Regions from separate parts of the Homo sapiens genome. Here regions 2 and 3 are each linked to region 1. A link is a contact called in ENCODE Hi-C or POLR2A ChIA-PET data. All regions are on one chromosome and are shown on one strand. The core of a region is the stretch at or near the end of the contact, and the rest is flanking DNA. Distances in the headings are between cores, read along the strand shown. Region 1 holds the start of HEMK1 (HemK methyltransferase 1, mitochondrial release factors N(5)-glutamine). Region 2 holds the start of PARP3 (poly(ADP-ribose) polymerase family member 3). Region 3 holds the start of DUSP7 (dual specificity phosphatase 7).

Region 1 (4,232 bases), core at 1,285-3,784:
CTGGGTTGAGATACCACTTGTGGCCAAAGGTATCAGGCAAGACCATGTCTCCAGGGCCTTGGGACTCCTGAGGCAAAACCCTCCCTCCCTCCCTTCTTCCTATTCAGTACCCCGGCCCCACTCTTGCCACTCCTGCACCCCAACACCTCCCTAGTCCTTGGACATTCTCCTCCTCCCTGAACTTGGTGGGGATAGGGGAGGCTGGACTGCTGCTCCCTGAACACATCCTTCAGGTCTGATCCATGGGTGCTCACCTCTGCAATCGACGGCTACTCAGCTCCCGGATACACTGTAGTTGCTGAGAGGTCAAGGGCTGGGTCCAAAGTGCCGGCCTCAGGCTCTGAAACTGTCCCCACAGAGAATATAAGTGGCTGGCTCACTGGGCCCAAGGCCCCCAACCCAGGTGTCTTATGTGGATAATGCCTGCCCAGCACTGGTCTGGAGGCCCAACCCTCTCATCATCTGGGCCCAGAGGGGGCAGCATCCTGCCTAAGGTTACACAGCTAACACCAGGCTTCCAGGTGTCTATCCCAGAACACTTAGGCAGAGATATATTCATTCATCCAACAAACTGTTACAGTGTGTGCCAGGCGCTAAGACGTTCCTTCAGAAAAATCCCATCAGTCTCAGCTAAGCACTCTTAGTGAACAGAAAACCTGGATATCCCTTCCCCAAGTCCTCCCTCCTCCCTCTTCCTGTCCTCTTGACAACACTAAACTTAACTGTTTTGGCTCCAAGGACATGAGCCACGATGTACTCACTGGATTCCCGGGCCTCAGGGATACCCCTCTTCTCAAAGACCCCAGTCCAGTGGCTGACCAGTTCTATGGCACTGGATAACCCAGCCAGAGGTGGTTGGGGTTGCCATGAGCTGAAGGCCCAGCCCCGGGTACTTCCCCTCCTCCCTGGGCCAGACAGGAGGGCCCACAGCATTCGGCCCCAAAGCTCCATGTCTCAGGGAAAGGTTCTCCAGAGTGCTTCCAGGTTCCCAAGTCTGCTTTATGATGTCAGCTGCTGAGGTGAGTGCTGAGAGTGGCCCCTGGACCCAGCTGGGTGGAGATGGAGAGGTCACAAGCTCTGGTGCCCCAAAATGGCTCTGGTCCTCAGATATAGTTGGTTGCCACCCTGGGAGTGAGAGGAACCAGGAAAGCAGGTGAGCCTTGTATGACACCCCCCCTTCTACCAATACATTGCCTGAGAATAGTTGTGCTCTTGCTCTGACACCCCCTTGACTCCATTTAGAGCCTTACCCACCTATTTGATCATTCTTGTCTTGGCCACTTACGTTTTCTTCACATTTTTAGCTGGAGTGGGCTGAGCCCATAGCTCAGTCTCTGCTAATAAACGGGTTGGTGGTAGGTTAGGGCACATATGTGGGGACAGGACAGATCTGTGTCTAACCTAGCGTGTGTGATCTTGAGCAAGTCATTATTTCTGATTTTCACTTTCTTAATCCATAAGATGGGGGAAAATCACACCAAACCCATGGCAAGCAATGCATTAGTCTATGAATATCCAAGGCCTGGGAGGCAGCTCAACACACAGCAGGGACCAGATGTTACATGATCTTAACTGATGTTACAAGAGGCAGATGATTGCCTTTAATTGGGAGCTTTGAATCTGACATTGTGTGTGTACTGTCATGGATGTACATGCTGAAAATTTCCTCCTAATTTAACCTATAATCCGGGACATCAGCGTAAACCACCAACTAAAAAATTTACAATTGTATATTTAAAGAGGTCACAAGCAAGTTTAACTGAAGGTTTAAAATCAGCGGTCCCCTTTGCTTCCAGATAAAAGTCCAAACTAGCGTTTATTAAGCACCTGCTAAGTGCCACATCTTCAGATACAAGTAGGGTCAGAGAAGGGAAGCGACTTGCCCAGCGTCACTCAGGTAGAAACTGTCCCAGGCAAGCTGGGCACGGTGGCTCACGCCTGTAATCCCAGCACTCTGGGAGGCCGAGGTGGGCGGATCACGAGGTCAGGAGTTCGAGACCAGCCTGGCCAGCATGGTGAAACCCTGTCTCTACTAAAAATACAAAAAATTGGCCGGGCATACTGACGCGCACCTGTAGTCCCAGCTACTTGGGAGGCTGAGGCAGGAGAACTGCTTGAACCCAGTTCAAGCAGGCGGAAGTTGCAGCGAGCCGCGGTCATGCCACTGCACTCCAGCCTGGGTGCCAGAGAGAGACTCCGTCTCAAAAAAAAGAAAAAAAAGACTGTCCCAGGCAAGACACGAACCCGAGTCCACCAGACTCCAGAAGCGGCTCTTGCACCAGTGCGCCGTCCCAGGAGCCAAGGCCCGAAGTCAGAAGTGTAAACTCCCTCACAGCTACGCACCGCATTGTTAACGACCCAGATGAGGCCCCCTCTCTCCAACCCTGTTTCCCCATCTGCACTATGGAGAATGGTACCGGCCAGGTCTCCAGGCGGTTGCAGTCGAAACACCCCGTTCCGATCCCCACCTCCCATGCATACCTGCCTGAAAGGCTGCCCCACCCACCCACCAGCCGGAGAAGCTGCCCCGAACTGGACGCCCGGACGTGCGTGGCCCGTCGCGCGCTCCCTCGGACGCCCCGCTTCCGGGGTCGGCGCCTTTAAGAAAAGGCTCGGGCGGACGCCGTAGCCCAGCTTCAGTGTTCCTATCGCTGGTGGGTTCCTCCCAGGAGACCCCTGCGGATGGGTGGGGAGGCTGTGAATTCCACTCCCTCTACGCTCGCAGGCCTGCATACAGGAAAGTGCGGGGATGTGTGTGGGGTTGACCCTTGGGGGCCCGGACCTGCCGGTCTTCCTTAAAATCACAGCAGGGATTTGGCTCCAGCCCAAGGGGATTGCTCCGAGCTGGCGTTTAGGAACCAGGCCGGGAGGTGTGTGGGCGGAGCCCAGTAGCCTGCCGGAAAGGGGGCGTGTCACCAGAGGGCCCGGGTGTTCCGGCGGGGACCAGATGTCCGGGGGCGTGGTCTATCTTAGCCTGGGGGCCGGGTGGAGCTGTGCATGGGCGGGTTCCAGTGTTGAAGGCTGGTCCAACTTTGGGGTCCAGTCCCAGTGTCGTGACCCTACCGAGGTCAGTGGCCCGAGCCCACCAGGGGGTCGGCCGACTGGCGGCCAGACCCCAGGGGCCGCTCTTTTACCGATTCGAATCTTGACTCTATTGGCAACTCCTCCAGGTGTTGGGACCTCTGGACCTCAGTTGCGCCTTCTATAAAATACTCGGCAGCGTCTCGCAAAGTGTGTCTTGTCAACATCTCCCCACCAGAAAGTACTGTTAACTAGAACACTGTTAACTACTTTTTTTTTCTTTTTTTCTTTTTTTTTTTTTTTTTTTTTGAGACGGAGTTTTGCTCTTGTTGCGCAGGCTGAAGTACAATGGCGCGATCTCTGCTCACTGCAACCTCGGCCTCCGGGTTCAAGCCATTCTCCTGCCTCAGCCTCCCAAGTAGCTGGGATTACAGGCGTGAGCCAACACGACCGGCTAATTCTGTATTTTTAATAGAGACAGGGTTTCACCATGTTGGTCAGGCTGGTCTCGAACTCCTGACTTCAGGTGATCCATCGCCTCGGCCTCTCAAAGTGCTGGGATTACAGGAGTGAGCCACCACGCCCGGCCTTAAACTGCTATTAAACATGCTGTTTCCCTGCCTCCTTCCCAGACCGGGAGACACAGGGGCGTTTGCATTTGTACCAGGCTACCCGGTGACTCCCATAAACTACTTTGAAAACCGGCGGATCAGGAGTATCTGAGGGCTCCTTCCCTGAGCTGATCATGCCGTGGATGGAAGCTATTGTGAGGGTATATGTAGACTTGCCTGGGTCGGGGTGCCCAATAATAAATCCACCCCACTCTCAACTTCTGTAGACGAAGATTCCCCATCTTCGTCTAGAACCCTCACACCAGAGGACCCGTCTGAGTAGAAAGCCAAGGTTCAGGAAGGGAAAAGCAGTTTCTTCAAGGTCACAAAGTCAGCCAGAGTTCAGTGCAGGCCCAAGGACTCCCAGTCCAGTGCTCTCCCCAAGTCTCCTCTGTACATCCATCCGCGTTTTGGGGGCTTGAGTCTGTCCTGGCACGGGTAGCTGGCAGGGGTCCCGAGTTCTGGCCCGGAAGGGCCTGGCCACCCACTGTCCTCCGCCCAACTTCGGCGCAGGCCACGGGGTGAGGGTAGTCTCTAAAAACTGCGACCAGGTTCTAGGCTCCCTCTGGGGGTGGAGCCAGACCCGAGCGACAAGCGAAC
Region 2 (2,700 bases), core at 201-2,700, 1.4 Mb before region 1:
ACATGGGCAAGCGCCCAGGAGACTGATGTAGTCACAGCCTTTCCCTAAGTGCGGTGGGAGGAGGCCTGCATGGGGTCTGAAGGGCAGATGTGACCCGCCTGGACCTGACGGGACACAGCCCTGATGTCTGGGGTCAGGAGAACATGGCCTTGCTCTGGCGCTTACCTGGGGGCCTTGGGCTCCAAAACCAGAACAGAGTCCTAAGGGGGTGGCCTGGGTGTGTTTGTGCTTATCAGTGGGCAGGCTCTGGGCCTGACTGGGGACTGCAGCTCACCTGGGTCCCGGGGTTGCTGCTGAGTGGACATGTTGGATCCACGCGGATTATGCGCTTCTCTGCGGGTATGGCCTTGAGGGCCTCAGCGGTGGAGCGGAAGGGGTCCTCCTCCCTTCCTGCCTGCCGGCCCTTCTTCTTCTCAGGGCCCTCAGTCTGTACCCAGGGCTTCGGCTTTGGAGCCATGGCTGTCCTGGGGCACAGAGAGGCCCTTAGGCCTCCATGGTCTCCTCATCCCCAACGACCCACTCTCAGTCCCCACCCCTGCCCTGGGCCAGCACAGCACCAACTTGCCCCACCCCGGGTTGGCCCTTCGGTGGCCTCCCACTGCATCCTGTGTCCACTCTGACGGCATTCCCAGCCCCAGACCACACCCAGCTCTTTGTCACTCAGAAACACCCCTTTCCCCAGTCCCAAGTGCAAGGTTAGGACTCTGTCCAGTCTGCCCACTCTGGTCAACAGGGTCTGCCTGGCTCCCTACCCTCTGCAGCTCACCTGTGTGTCCTGAGGGGTAGGGAAAGTGAAAGGAGGCTCTCTCTCTTCCACTTCGGGGCTCCTCCCCCTGTGTCAGCTAGTTCAGCCCTGGCATGGTTGCCGGGCCGAGTCACCGAGCTATGGGGGAGGGTGGGCAGAGGATCCTGGGGGCAGGATTCTTGGGGCCAGATTATCCTCCCGGAGCTTAGAACCCAGAGCTGTAGAAGCCCTTCCCAATGGACTCAAGAGTTCTGAGGAGCCAGAACTCCGGATCAGTGGCCTTGAACTGATAGAGGGCAAAGGCCAGTCCCACCAGGCCTTGCCCTGCCCTGCCGTGGGCAGGACCATAGGACACTCACCCAAGAAAAGCAGGGACATGGGAGAGGTCCTGGCTGCCACCCGGCCTGGTTGTGTGCGCCTCCCAGGGCAGTCCCAGGTCTAGCAACTCTCCATGAGCCTCAGGCGTGAATTAGGGAGAGAATTCCCAACAATCGCCAGAGGCCGGGGATGAGCTTGTGTGGGGGATTAGACATCGGCTATTTGGCCACCAGTGGGGTGAAGCAGAGGCTGGGGCAGGCCGAGTCAGGCGACCAGTCCCACGGACGGGTGGACACTCGATCTGGCATATCCAAGGCCGGGGCAGTCGCGTCCGTAGCGCTGCTCATGTGGCCGGGGCCTGCAGCACGCATCTGCCGGTCGCGCGGTGACCTTGGGCCCGGATACAGACGCAGCCTCCCTCTCCCCGGGGCTGCTTGGATCCCCGTTGGGTCTAGCGCCGGGCTGCCCATGGAGGGGAGGAGTCACGTTCCAGAACGCGAAAGGGCGCCGCGTCTCTGGCGCCCCCCAGCGGCCAAGGGGCGCAAACACAGAGAAGGCTCTTGCTCCGACTTCGAAGTGGGCCAGCAGCAGAGCGCAAGCGCCACAGCATCAGGCCGGAAGCGCCGTGGAGATGCGGGCTTCCTACTCGAGCCTGGTGCGGGAGCCTAGGAACTTCAGGAGGCGGGGCTACAAGCGTGCATCCTATGGGTGCCTGGGGGCGTGGCAGAGCCTGCAGAAGGACCCAATGGAGCAGTAGGAGGCGGGGCCCGGCGGGCGGTGGAAGCCTATCAATACGCGGGGTCTTGCCAGGCGGCTGGGGAGCTGGGAGGGTTCAGCTGCCACGTGAGTTCTGCGGCCGCTGCTACACGCCTGGTGGGCAGCATGTCGGCAACAGCGGCTGCTCGTAAGCGGGGAAAGCCGGCCTCTGGGGCCGGGGCTGGCGCGGGGGCCGGCAAGCGGCGGCGAAAGGTGAGCATGGCGCTTCTGAGGGCCGCGGTCAGCCCTGCTACTGGGACAACCGTCATCCCATCCAGGGGACCTGGGTCCCGGCCCTTCCCCAGCCCTTCGCCCTGGACCCCTGCTGGAGTCAGCTTCGTCCCTCTCTCCGCGGGCCAAATCCTAGAAAGCCGTTCGCTTAACCCGGGAACCACCGCCTTCCCCATTCCTGGGGTTCTGAGGGAACCGAGGGGGGGGGGCCCTTGGTCAATGCCAGGGTGGTCTGGACCCCTGACCAAAGAAAAGACCGTATAATTCCCAGGCCGACTCTGCGGGGGACAGGGGCAAATCCAAGGGTGGCGGCAAGATGAATGAGGAGATCTCCAGCGACTCTGAGAGCGAGAGGTGAGCTATTCTTTTCCACATAGTGGGAGGGAAAACTGAGTCCCATGGTGCACGGAAGACTGAGTGAGTCCGAACAGAACTGAGCCTAGAATCCAAGACTCTGTCCCTTGGCTCTGAGATCGTGGCTGTTTCCTTTAGTTTCTGGTCCTGCAAAGTCTTGTTTCTGCGAGGTCTCTGGGTGGGAAGGACCCTGGGCCCCAATCCGAGGCCATTGAGACCTCCTTAGGTTTTGGCAGGGACTGGACTGATTGAGAAATTGCAGGAAAACAGAACAAAGCTGTCAAGTATTTCTTGCA
Region 3 (3,942 bases), core at 949-3,448, 1.5 Mb before region 1:
GGCCCATTCCTCACCAGGCACTCAGAAGCGAGTATGCTTCAGCGCCGTGGGACACGCGCCCAGTCTCACTTGAGGACAGCATGAGCCTTCTGTTGATGTGACTCTGGCCTGCCCCTCAGGGATGTCACCCTGACTTATTGGGCACTTGACACCTTCTTGAGCTACCATGGACCCGTCTGGGGAGGGAACACCAAGACCAGTCTCTGCCCTAGAGAAAGAGGGGTCTGTGTTCATCCTGTGGTAGGCCTGGGAGAGCACCCAGACCGGCATCCAACCCCATGGTGGAGCAGAGGGGAGAGGTAGCCAGGCCTGAGTGGAGGATGGAGGCTCCACTGTTGTCACTCCGGCTCCAGGCAGGCTGGTACTCAGGAGGCCCTCAGCAAGGCTTGCTGAGTGAATGGTGCACTGCTCAGCAGCTCACCCTCCCCTGGGAGTTTGCTCAGGCCTCTTTTTTGAGTGCTGCCTCCATCCCTGACAAGCAGCATCCAGCCTGCCAGCCGAGAGGCCTGTCCTCAGACCACGTCCTCCCAGCCGGATGGATTCATAGACGGATTGGGCTCAGTCCACACTAGCACTCTCCTACACTGGGAGACCCAAGGCCCAGAGGGAAGAACCATACTAAGGTCACAGGACACACCTGCAAGTGGCAGGACAGAATCTGGGTCTTGGCATCTTGGGCCCTGGAAGCTCTTTCCACAGGCCCAGGACCCCCAGGACAACCTTGGGCGGAGAGTTGCTTCTCCTTTCACACTCTGAGAATGTGACTGTGGGAGAGACCCCTGCTCCTTTGGGATACAGCCCTGTGGCCCAGGATGAAACTCTTCCGAAAGACTATCCCTCGCTTGAAAGACAGGCGGGGACTGCTCCTGAGTCACCCCTTTTCGTGCCTTCTGGTCAGAGGTTAGCGGAAAGCTCAAATCCTCGGGGTTCCAGAGGCCGTCCCTCAAGCACCACCGCTCCCCCAGTCAGGGATGGGGGCAAGGTGTCTCAGAGCCGACCAGCCTCGGGCGGAGTCGGGGGGTTAAGCCCCAAGGAGGGGCACCCCGCCAGGCAAAAGAATGGACCAGATAGACGGCAGGGTCCAGCCTCAAGCTGCCACCCTGGCTCCGTAGGGAAAGCACTGCAGGTCCTACGCAAGCGCGCCGCCTGCGTCTAGCCGCTTTGTTCTAGCGCTACCTGCGGGTCCATTCACCTCCGCTGCCCCGCCTGCCTGCAAATCGACACACAGGGCGGGCGGAGGCCCCGCCCACTTCCCCGCCCTGGGTGGAAACCGCGGCGGGCCCCGCCTCCCTCCGCCACCGCCTCTTTCGGCCAGGATTGGCCATCTGCATGGCAGGCGCCCGCCTACCGCGGAAGTTGATTGGTCCGTTGAGAGGGAGGCAGGGGAAGGAAAGCTGATTATAAAGGAGCATTCCCCTCCCACCGGCCCCGTGGAAAAAGTCACGTGGCGCTTCACTGGGCGCCTGTCACCACCCCGCTTGTAAAGCTTTCTTAAAGGGCTCGCGATCCCTTCCCAAAGCTGGTCCTTTCTAGGATTTCTCCACACCTGCCCACGGAAGGTGGCACGGCCCTGAGTCTTCCTACCCCGCCAGTTGCCCAGGTCCTGATTTCCCATCAGGCCTGCTGGCGTGAGACGCTCTCCCTCAGGTCTGGAGCCTGTGACCGTCAGGGGAACGATGAGGTCCTCTGAAACGGTGACCGCCTAGCACAGTGCCTGGCACGTAGTAGGCGTTCAGTTCTCATTTGTTGAATGAACTCGATGACAGAAAAAATGAATGGGATGACAGGCGGGAGGAGGAGAGGTTGCTCAGCTTGACCATCCCCCCCACCACGCCCCGTCCCAGGAAAACTATGCTGTTGTGAATGTGGGGTGGGGGTGCCAGGCATAGGACGCCCCCAGGGCCTCTCTTCCCGCAGTGTCCAGAAGAGCTTGGGAGCACGCGCAGAGTGAACCCATGAGGGCGTCTAGGCCGGGGTCCCTAGGCGGATCGTAGTCAGCTCCGAGCTAGTCCAGGGGGCAACGGTGCGGAGGCGGTGGGGGAGGGCCCCGCCGCTGGTCTCCCGGGCTCGGGTCGCGAGCGCGCCCGCATACCCCGTGGGGAGGGGCGGTGGAGGCGCTGCGCCTTTAAGCCCGGGCGCCGGCCCCCGCGGCCCCGCCCCCCGGAGAACGCCTCGGCGCGCGGCCGCCGGAGCCGCCGTTTAATTGGGGCTGTCAGGCCGCGGTGCGCGCGGAGGGCCGGGCGGGCGGGCGGGACGGAGGCCGGGAGGCCGGGAGGCCGGGGCGGCGGGCGCGCAGCTCGGCGGGAGGCGGGCGCCCGGAGACGCGGCTGGGGCCCGCGCGGCCGGGGCGCCGTCCCAGGGCAGGGCTGCCCGGCCCCGGCCCCGGGCCGCCCGCGCTCCCCATGAAAAACCAGCTCCGCGGCCCCCCAGCGCGGGCGCACATGTCGACTTCGGGGGCGGCGGCGGCTGGGGGCACCCGGGCGGGGTCCGAGCCCGGTGCGGGGTCGGGGTCCGGCGCAGGCACCGGGGCGGGCGCGGCGACGGGGGCAGGGGCCATGCCCTGCAAGAGCGCCGAGTGGCTGCAGGAGGAGCTGGAGGCGCGCGGCGGCGCGTCCTTGCTGCTGCTCGACTGCCGGCCGCACGAGCTCTTCGAGTCGTCGCACATCGAGACGGCCATCAACCTGGCCATCCCGGGCCTCATGTTGCGCCGCCTGCGCAAGGGCAACCTGCCCATCCGCTCCATCATCCCCAACCACGCCGACAAGGAGCGCTTCGCCACGCGCTGCAAGGCGGCCACCGTGCTGCTCTACGACGAGGCCACGGCCGAGTGGCAGCCCGAGCCCGGCGCTCCCGCCTCCGTGCTCGGCCTGCTCCTACAGAAGCTGCGCGACGACGGCTGCCAGGCCTACTACCTCCAAGGTGAGGGCGGCACCGAGACGCCTTACGGGATCGGGGCCCCCCCGCGACTCCCTGACGCCCCCCTTGGAGGCGCTTTCCTCTCCACGCGCTCGGCCTGCCCCTCTGGGCGCCACGTCGTCCCCGGCCCGCATCCGCCCTCCTGGAGCCGGGTCCCCACTGTGTGGTTTGGCAGGCGCGGGGCTCCCTCTGCGCCCCCTTTCTCGGCACGATTCGAGTGGGTGGAACAAACTTTCCCCTGCCTGGGGTTTCCTTTTTTTTCCTGTTGATGGGGCGACAGTAGTGCCTGGGCTCCAGTGGAGCCCCTCAGAGGTGGAAGGCGCCGCCTCCCAGAACCCTAAAAGCGGCAGGGCGCCCAAGTCCAGCCTAGAATTCGTGTTTCTGGAAGGCCAGGATCAGGAAGGGCACCTTTCATAGCACCATCCTCACCTCCAGCGCATGGAGACCATTTGGGTTGGGGTCTCCTGGATCCGGGAATTGCTTCTTCCACCGGAGAATTGCCGCCTCTAGGAGGCGCTTGGGGCAGGGTATGGGCAGGCTCCATTGCCCTGGCCCGGGTCTCTCGGGACCCCCAGGTCCCTAGCCTGCTGCCCCGGAGCTTGCAGAAGGGAGAGGTAGCACCGGGGGGCGAGTGGCTGAGGCCGGTGTTTCCAATTAACATTCCAAAATGGCCTCTTGCTGGCAGCGGGGCGGGCGGGAGGGGAGGGGAGGCCTGCGGCACCCTCGGGCGCAGGGCCCATGCCTCGCTGCAAGGGGCTCCCCATTTCTCCTGTCCCTGTATCGCCCCAGTGGCCCTCCCCCGCTGCAGGTCCAAGGCTGGGGGTGGGGCTTGTGTTCTAAGGGAGGGTTCTAGAGAAGTGGAGCCAGGACCCCCTTCAAAAACCTGCCCCTGCTGGGGGAAGGGGCCAGCCAGTACCTTCCCACTACCCTCCCCAGCTGTAGTTTCGGGGCTGGGCAACCACTAGACTCCCGTTCAGGAAGCCCAGGACCTCTCTGCCTCTAACTGAGCCAGATGTGGCTCTGGCA

Evidence for each region. A loop is a pair of places that touch in the nucleus more often than their neighbours do. ChIA-PET counts read pairs that join two places held with the same protein, here RNA polymerase II (POLR2A). Pooled maps may share reads with other maps.
Region 2: a loop to region 1 is called in a map with no recorded cell type, with 27 times the contacts of the local background. The contact joins the promoter of PARP3 here to the promoter of HEMK1 in region 1. A Hi-C loop is called at or near these places in 5 of 37 single-sample maps with no recorded cell type and 12 of 50 pooled maps. POLR2A ChIA-PET finds 5 or more read pairs at or near these places in 2 of 52 experiments (HepG2 and IMR-90).
Region 3: a loop to region 1 is called in a map of CD8-positive, alpha-beta T cell, with 29 times the contacts of the local background. The contact joins the promoter of DUSP7 here to the promoter of HEMK1 in region 1. A Hi-C loop is called at or near these places in 2 of 168 maps with a recorded cell type or tissue (CD8-positive, alpha-beta T cell and naive thymus-derived CD4-positive, alpha-beta T cell), 1 of 37 single-sample maps with no recorded cell type and 13 of 50 pooled maps. POLR2A ChIA-PET finds 5 or more read pairs at or near these places in 1 of 52 experiments (activated CD4-positive, alpha-beta T cell).

Annotation. Positions count from the first base shown.
Region 1 is chr3:50,567,824-50,572,055 of GRCh38, reverse strand. HEMK1 (HemK methyltransferase 1, mitochondrial release factors N(5)-glutamine) reads right to left here and starts at 2,534. Exons shown (of 11, transcript NM_016173.5): 1 at 2,482-2,534; 2 at 724-1,125; 3 at 255-346. The coding sequence starts at 951. It also overlaps a transcript of C3orf18 not described here. RefSeq lists an enhancer at 2,610-2,729 and a silencer at 4,168-4,232.
Region 2 is chr3:51,941,113-51,943,812 of GRCh38, reverse strand. PARP3 (poly(ADP-ribose) polymerase family member 3) reads right to left here and starts at 1,450. Exons shown (of 11, transcript NM_001003931.4): 1 at 1,105-1,450; 2 at 275-459. The coding sequence starts at 457. It overlaps RRP9 (ribosomal RNA processing 9, U3 small nucleolar RNA binding protein), which reads left to right and starts at 1,909. Exons shown (of 15, transcript NM_004704.5): 1 at 1,909-2,032; 2 at 2,322-2,404. The coding sequence starts at 1,946. RefSeq lists enhancers at 1,445-1,774, 1,899-2,547.
Region 3 is chr3:52,054,827-52,058,768 of GRCh38, reverse strand. It overlaps DUSP7 (dual specificity phosphatase 7), which reads left to right and starts at 2,198. Exons shown (of 3, transcript NM_001947.4): 1 at 2,198-2,919. The coding sequence starts at 2,403. RefSeq lists silencers at 1,138-1,497, 1,898-2,277, 2,478-2,537, 2,858-2,907, 3,618-3,687.